2 separate regions of the Mus musculus genome follow, and region 2 is linked to region 1. Evidence: chromatin contacts called from ENCODE Hi-C or POLR2A ChIA-PET data. All regions are on one chromosome and are shown on one strand. The core of a region is the stretch at or near the end of the contact, and the rest is flanking DNA. Distances in the headings are between cores, read along the strand shown.

The links. Hi-C counts contacts between places; a loop is a spot of excess contacts on that map. ChIA-PET counts read pairs that join two places held with the same protein, here RNA polymerase II (POLR2A).
Region 2: a map of heart shows a loop between it and region 1 (3-fold over the local background). The contact joins two enhancer-like sites. A Hi-C loop is called at or near these places in 10 of 37 maps with a recorded cell type or tissue (T-helper 17 cell, adrenal gland, gastrocnemius and 2 more). POLR2A ChIA-PET finds 5 or more read pairs at or near these places in 1 of 5 experiments (Patski).

What each region holds. Positions count from the first base shown.
Region 1 is chr12:73,720,048-73,723,930 of GRCm38, reverse strand. Prkch (protein kinase C, eta) reads right to left here. Exons shown (of 14, transcript NM_008856.4): 10 at 2,041-2,195. Among named protein-coding and RNA genes, the nearest start is that of Gm34189, 60 kb to the left of the region's middle. Within about 2 kb of position 1,615, at least 1 of the 3 ENCODE cell types and tissues checked has a DNase peak (open chromatin) inside an H3K27ac peak, as active enhancers do; it is heart, where a contact is called at or near this core.
Region 2 is chr12:73,763,224-73,767,106 of GRCm38, reverse strand. The region is part of intron 12 of Prkch (protein kinase C, eta); the gene reads right to left. Among named protein-coding and RNA genes, the nearest start is that of Gm34189, 17 kb to the left of the region's middle. Within about 2 kb of position 2,151, at least 1 of the 3 ENCODE cell types and tissues checked has a DNase peak (open chromatin) inside an H3K27ac peak, as active enhancers do; it is heart, where a contact is called at or near this core.

The sequences.
Region 1 (3,883 bases), core at 366-2,865:
TCACGATTAAGAGTTACCTCAACACCATAAGGAGAATAAGATACCGGCTCTCCAGTTTTCAAGTTTCTCCTGAACAGAGAAGGCAGCAGAACCATTCGTTAGACAGGGTTTGAGCTCTCAGTTCTCTAGCCATTAGCAGCCTGGTTAGTACATCTCCCTAAGAATTATTTATCTAATCAATGGCGATAACCATGATGTTAAGGAGATTTCGGGGGGCAAATGTAGGTAAAGTGTTGATCTTGGAACGTGTATACAATTCAGTTATTGTGGGGCTGATAATAATTAGCTTGATTTACAATGGAAGTCATTCCAAGTAGTGAGGTCATTGTTCTTTAAAAGTTAATGTGGTAAGAGTCTCTCTTTGGGGCACTCAGGGTAGAGACGGGCAACTCACAGATAGTAAATTTCTGACAGAAAATTCTTTGTTTTAGTATTTAGGATTGTACCATAAAACAGATTTATGTTTTACAGTGTAGGGTAATTCAGCAAGAACTGTATTACCAGAGAAGAACGAGTGCATTGCTGGGTTCACCTCTGTTGCTGTGATAAAATGAACAAACACATTTCTCCCTTAAATCCTTTTTAGTGGAGAAAGGATTATTTTAGCACACAACGCTGGGTTTCAGTTCCTCTCTTACTGTTCTGTTGCTGTGAAGAGACTCGGTAGAAAGCATTCAACTGGGGACTTTCTTACAGTTTCAGAGGGTGAATTCACAGCAGGGAGCCCGGTAGGCATGTTGCTAGAGCAGTAGCTGAGAGTTTACATCCTGATCCAGACAGGAAGGAGAGAGAGACAGAGAGACAGAGACAGAGAGACAAAGTGACAGAGAGAGAGAGAGAGAGAGTGGCCAGGAGTGTGTTTCTAAATGGTCAAAGCCTATCCACACAGACACACATTCTCCAAAGGCCACACCTAAGCAATTCCATCAACCAACCAGGAACCATTCAAATACCTGAGCTCACAGGGGCTATTCTCCTTCAAAGCACCACAGGCTCACCAGAGCAGGGGAGAAGAGGTAGCAGGAACTTGAAACATCTAATCCCTCACACGCACAGTCAAGAGCAAGGGAAATGGATGCATACAGGCTAAACTGTGCTCAGCTCACCTTCTCCTCTTTTGTATCATCTGGGACCCAACTTCAGAGAATAGTGCCACACACATTCAAGCCAGGCCTTCCCACATCAATTAATGTGACTGAGACAATTCCCCCACAGACATGCCCAACGCAAACCTGATCTACACAATGTTTCATTGACAGTCCCTTCTAAGGTGGCTCTTGTGATTGTGTCAGGCTGATCATAAAAACTAGCCATCACATGTGGCAACTAGGGTATTAACGTAATTTACAGAGTGGGAAGACTCTAGCTACAGGTGAACAGAAAATGTCAACACGAGCACACCAGGACACTTGCTAGCCATTCCATTCACACGCGGTCCACCATCTCTCTGATTAATGCTTCACCGGATATCCCTTGAGAACACCAATCGGATTTTGAGTCCACTCAAATTACAGCCTATTAAGATCAAAGGATTGTGTTGTGACATGTAATCAAATACTGTTGAGGCTACACATGAGAAACATTGTCTGCCCCATTCCTAGGCGTAGCTGTGGCCTGGCAAACCCACCTCATCTGACCTTAGTGCCATTACAGCTACTATCAGCAACAGTTAAGACACAGACCTTGGCTCAGTTGCCAGCTCTTAAAATAGAATGAGTCCGTCACATTAGCCAACTCACTTAGAATGTTAGACTGGGAAGAGGAGAACAGTAATGAATCCAGCACTTTCCAGGGCTTGGCTACTGCAGCAAATGCTGGCTGAACCAATCCATAAATATTAATCTCTCTGGAATCCAGACTGTACATTTTAGTTTGGAGACAAGAGTTCATCTCTGTGATAACTCTAATGAATACTTGGGCCTTCTGTGAATTTCATTGCTAAACACTTGAGTCAATGATCACGAGAAATTGAAAGGCTGGGCTAAGTGAGGAGCCAGGCAGGGGGGTGACTCAAAAGAGGCGCCCGGGATGCAAACTCACCTATAGATGATACCTTTCTCATGTAGGAACATGAGTGCAGAAATGATCTCCGCGGCGTAGAAACGAGCACGGGCTTCATCGAAACGACGGGACTTTTGGATGTGGAACATCAGGTCGCCTCCGTTCACAAACTCCATGACAAAGAACAGACGGTCCTAAACAAAACGTGTGGGAATGGATTAGACTCTCATTGCTCACCAGCATCATTCTCCTCGAAGAGACGTAGTCCAAGAAGCATGCAGAGTGCTGTGTGGGAACAGAGGTTAGCCCCGTGTGGGGTCAGGTCTGTGATCTCTTAGGGAGGGGTGGCATGGACTCTCTTTAAGGTAGTTCCATACAACCTTGACTTTCTACGTCACTAACCATTAAGAGACCTTGGTTCTCATTCCAGCCCGACATGTTAAGGGAGGAGAGCATGGGCATTAAGTCCTAGGCAAATGTCTTCAGTGGAGCACACAGGGTTAATCCCAGAGGAGAGGACACTTGGGAGGGCTCTCCATTCCTCCCAAATGAGCAGAAAACATAGAACAGGTAAACCACTTTAGACAACTCAGACAAATGGAAGTCCAACTGACAGTGTCTGGTAGAAAGTCCTCTGGTCCATCAAAAGACCATGAGTTAGAAGTGGATGTAAAACACACCACACCGGTGGCTTCCACCTGCAGTGACTCTCACCAGGCAGGGAAATGGACTCCTAACAAGCTCCCTCTGCAGAAACCTAGGGACCATGAGAACAGTGCATCAAGAACTCACGGATGGTCAGACTATTTAATGACAGAAAAGCCCATTCAGCAAGCCACTGCCCTGAGACACACAGGGTAAAGGCTTCTGCTTACAGACATCTAGCATCAATGGATTTCCTCACTTCCTTCCCTGAGCACTAATGGGGTACTGGGGACCCAACAAAGAGCGCCCCCCCACACACACACAGAGCAGATCAGTTCCATCCTAGAAAGGCTGGCACAAGAAACGTGGGTTCTTAAAATATAAACAGCAAGTCTAAACATTCTGGTAAAGCAATGAAGGAAGCAGTAGAGGAAATGGGACATCTGACACCTGCATGAGGTTTAGGGAGGTGCCTGATCTCAAGGCCTGCAGGTGAGGACTTCACTGTCAGCGCTGCCCTTCCTGGGGGTGGGAATGTGTGTGGTCACTGTGTGGGCCAACTGGTGTTTTGTCAAAGGATGCATACAAGCAAGAACCCACCTTAGAGTTTGAAAGGTTACCAGTTTTGCTAGGGGGAGTGGGGGCGCAGATAGACTGAACTATGTTGGGGAGTCTGGCTTTGACTCACTTTCAGGTGCACCACTGCTGCATTATAAAGTTGATCTCTATCAGGGCAGTGCAACCCATAACCCCTCCTACTTCCTGTATTAAGTAAAACCTCAACAGAAGGGGAGGGAATCAACCCTGTATGTATGTATGTGTATATATCTCTCCTTCAGAGTCGATGCTGTTCTTTCTGGGGATGGGAATGTGGGTGGTCACTATGTGGGCAAACTGACATTTTATCAAAGGATGTATGTAAACAAGAACCCACCTTTTCTTGGAGTTTGAAATTATATATATATATATATATATATATATATATATATATATATATATATATATATGCTAGAAGCATGAATTTATTTGAGAGAGAAAACATAATGGCAAAGTTCATAATAACAAAAGACTTTCACCAACTCAACTTTTCAGGTCACCCCATAGCCCAAGGGAAAACAATACAAATATAGCAGGCTTTGTGACTAAGCAAAAGGCCCTCATTTGAGTTCAACTGGCAAAGGGAGGGGCAGAATTGGGTGAATGGGTTCACATGAGCAATGGCTGACCTATATTCAAT
Region 2 (3,883 bases), core at 902-3,401, 43 kb before region 1:
ATAAGGAAAGGCAAAATAAGTTCTTAAAGACAGATACCCCCTCCTTTTCTCTTTTCTTCCTCTCCTTCCCTTCCTTCTTTGCCATTAAATGATGGAAGAGCTTTTGCTGGGAACGGAACTTTCATTGGAGATGTCTGAAGCAGAAATGGATGGGAGGCAAGGCTTGCATCCTATGGTTGGTGTCAATATTAAAGTCCATAACCTTCACCTTTCTTCCTACACTTGTCATTGGCATTCTGGAAGAAAGGAGCTGGCACTGTGAACCTGAGTATATATCCTCAGCTGCAAATGCTATTTTCTCTATGCAAATGCTGTTTTCTCTTTGGGTGAGACCTTTATTTTATCAAGAAAGAAAGAAAGAAAGAGAGAGAGAGAGAGAGCAGGAGATAGAGATAAAGAGAGAGAGGGAGGGAGAGAGAGGAAGGAAGGAAGGAAGAAAGAAAGAAAAAAGAAAGAAAGAAAGAAAGAAAGAAAGGAAGGAAGGAAGGAAGGAAGGAAGGAAGGAAGGAAGAAAGAGAAAGAAAGAGCAAGTACTCTGATACAGCAAAATTCCCAACCTTGTGGCTGAAGGAATGGCCCCCGAGGTAACGCCTTGCCTGGCTGGTTACAACTGACTGGCCTACCAGGATTTTCGGAGAACAATCCCCAGAGGCACAGTGCACTCTGTTTCATTTTTCTGTTATCAAAATCCAGTACAATCAGTGCCCCGTGTCCTTCCTGTCCCCACCACAGGGCAGGAACTGTGCTCGATCTGCAGCAGAATGTTGGCTGTGCCCCCAGCCTGCGATGGCCATCAGAACCCAGCAGCCTCTGCATGCACGCTGCTGATCCCTCGGGGTGGCCAGCACTCTGCCTGGCCTGTGTTTCATATACACAGCTTTTCCTGAACCCCAGACCACCTTGGGAACTTCACTCAGGCCATGTGTAGGGTGGGACAAATATAGGTCAGAGGTGTCTCAGGTGGAACCCCAAGTCATGTGTTTGTACTTACGCGTACTATCCATGTTGGCCAATGCTCCAGGAGCCAGGGTCAAACATGGTGACCCCTGAGGCAGACTCTACCACTCCCGGGTAACTTTCTTATATTTTTATTAGATTTTTTTCATTCAACATATTTGATCATATTCTTCTCCTCCCCCAACTCTTCTCAGCCACCTCCCCATCTCCCTACCCACTCACTTTTAGGTTCTTTATCTTTCAAGTGTGCAAGAAAAAGGAGGCTCCCTGCTGCTGCTATCCCAAGTCACACAAACGTTTCTGTTTGGGTGTCATCCTTAAGAGTGGCTACTGTAAAGAAGACAGTGTTTGAGGAGGCTTTTCTGTCAGTACTCTCCTTGATTGTGTGTGTGTGTGTGTGTGTGTGTGTGTGTGTGTGTAAAATCTTTGGTATCCAAACCACAGCTAACAATCAACTGCAAAAAAAAAAAAAAAAAAAAAAAAAAAAAATCAGATCTCTGGTAGCTGGCAAAGAATGTGTACAGGAGACGATTCCTGCTTCCTTCAGGATTTTCCCATCTTAGAAAGTGCTTCTGAGTGGGGAGGCTGGTTTAGGAAAGTCACCCAGAGTCCGCACTCTCACGCCCCGGAACCTTTGATAGGTTTATTTTCCTAGGTGGAGAGCTGGAGGGGGAGATTAAAGAGACCTGTGGTGTGAAAAATCCAGCTGGAAACAACAAGAGGGAGACAGGAAGTCGTTCACACAACTTCCTGCAAATACAATCCAAGAAGCCCTGTTCTCAGGAAATGAACGTTCTATGAAGAAGAAGGAAGATCCCGCCAGAAGCTGCCATGAGAGGCTGCAGACAGATCATTTCCTCCTTTAGAAACTCCAGTCCTGAAGAAGGGCTTGTCTGTCGGCACGCTAACCACCTCTCTTTTGGGGCAGCCATTTTTAGGATGTTCTGTTCCCCTTAACAGTATATGAAAACTCACCCTGGTGGCCTGGGACTGGAGTCCCTGTAAGCTGTTAGCCCCACCTTCCCTCCTTCTCCTCTCCTGGCTGATCTCCTTTTAGCCACCCCCTTGAGCTGTCCAACCTCCATCAAGAGAGGCGTGGGAAAGGGAGATGGTAACTGTCCCTGCGCCCCAGACAGCTTCCTGTCCACAGACAGGGCCTCAGTCATGGCTGGGGAGGGCACCAGAATTCACAGTGGTTCTCTTTGTAGCAGGGGCCTGCAGGGATTCAGCACACAAAGCACGGGTGGTGAAATCTGATCATTTTCAGCGACAGATAAACCCACATGTGTACATACGCTGTCATTTCTACAAAGCTCGGGAACAAAAGCTCTTGATAAGCTCCTGCCGATGCCAAGACTATAATGCTTCCAGAACTGGCAAGAGGTGACTCAGGAGAAGCTAAGTCCTTTCAGCACTTAGCTAACACCTGTGTGAGCTCAGCGGCAAGATGCTGACCTCATCGGAGTTAGTTAGCATGCAGCCAGGAGATCCCTCACAGCTGCTGACTCTGTACCTCTGAGCTGGGCAACCTCCCTTCTAAGTTCTGGGGCTCCTTGAGGACATCCTCCAGCCTTCCTTTGTGGAGGTAAATAAGCAAATCGCAGGTACACCTTCAAAGTTCAATGCAAACTATGCGTTTTTCCATATACATCATGATTATTGGCATTTTAGCACAGATCAGAGCAAGCGTAAGTAACGCGGTGACCATGGAAGACAATATTTGTTTCAAAAGCAAGGACAAACTTCAACAACAGCAGCACTCTGGAAAGCCTCTATCTGGTTTGGTTTGTTTTGTTTTTATAAAAATGAGTATTGTTGGACATCTCCTGTTAACTTTGTAAGCTACCATCAGTTTTAATAATCTATTTGTTGAGGGAGGAGGTGGAAGAAGATGTTAGGGGTATGCATGTGTATTTAACAGATATGTTTTTAATTTATTACATTTACTTGTGTGTGTGTGTGTGTGTGTGTGTGTGTGTGTCTGTCTGTCTCACAATCTGACTATCAGACTATAGAAACAATGCACTCCCAAAGAAATGGGAATTTCCCCAGCAATCTCATGCTGGGAGAAAGAAAGGGCACCAGCCAGAGCAGGGTTGTAATTGCTTGTCAGACCACCTTAGAGAATGAAGCCAGTACAGTGGTGGGTCAGTGGTCCGCAGGACCATACCTTGAGCTGGGACTATTTAGAGGTTCTTGACCCTCTAAATAGTTTGAGGGTTATGATAGGAAACCAGTCACAGAAACAGAACAGGACCTAAGACTCTAAGGCTAGAGTGCACTCACATCCTTCTAACACATGACATCCTTGGTCAGCCTCACTATTCTTCTACAAACCAGAGATCTAGAGAAACGTGCTCTTAAGGATTTTCATCCCTGAACTTCTGTGTTTATTTCTCAACAGGATCACTCTATGAAGCCCTGGCTAGCCTAGAACTCATATAAATCAGCCTGGCCTTGACCTTACAGTGGTCCTCCTGCCTCTGCCTCCAGAATGCTAGGATGCTAGGATTACAGGTATGGACACCATTCCCAGCCTTCCTGATTATTATTTCCTAATTCTTCACAGTTTTTGTTTTTTGTTTCTGTTTTTGATACCTTCCCCATGCAAACACTTCAGCCCTCTGTAAAGTCTAGCCCAGTGTGGTGGTTTGGATGTGCTTGGCCTAGGGAGTGGCACTATTAGGAGATATGGCCTTGTTGGAGGAGGTGTGGCCTTGGTGGAAGAAGTATGTTACTGTTAGGGTGGGCTTTGAGATGCCCCTCCTTGCTGCCTAAGGACAGTCTGCTCCTGGCTTCCTTTGGACGAAGATGTAGAACTCTCAGCTCTTCCTGCATCATGTCTGCCTGGATGATGCCACGCTCCCATCTTGATGACAATGGACTGAACCTCTGAACCTTTAAGCCAGCCCCAATTAAAAGTTGT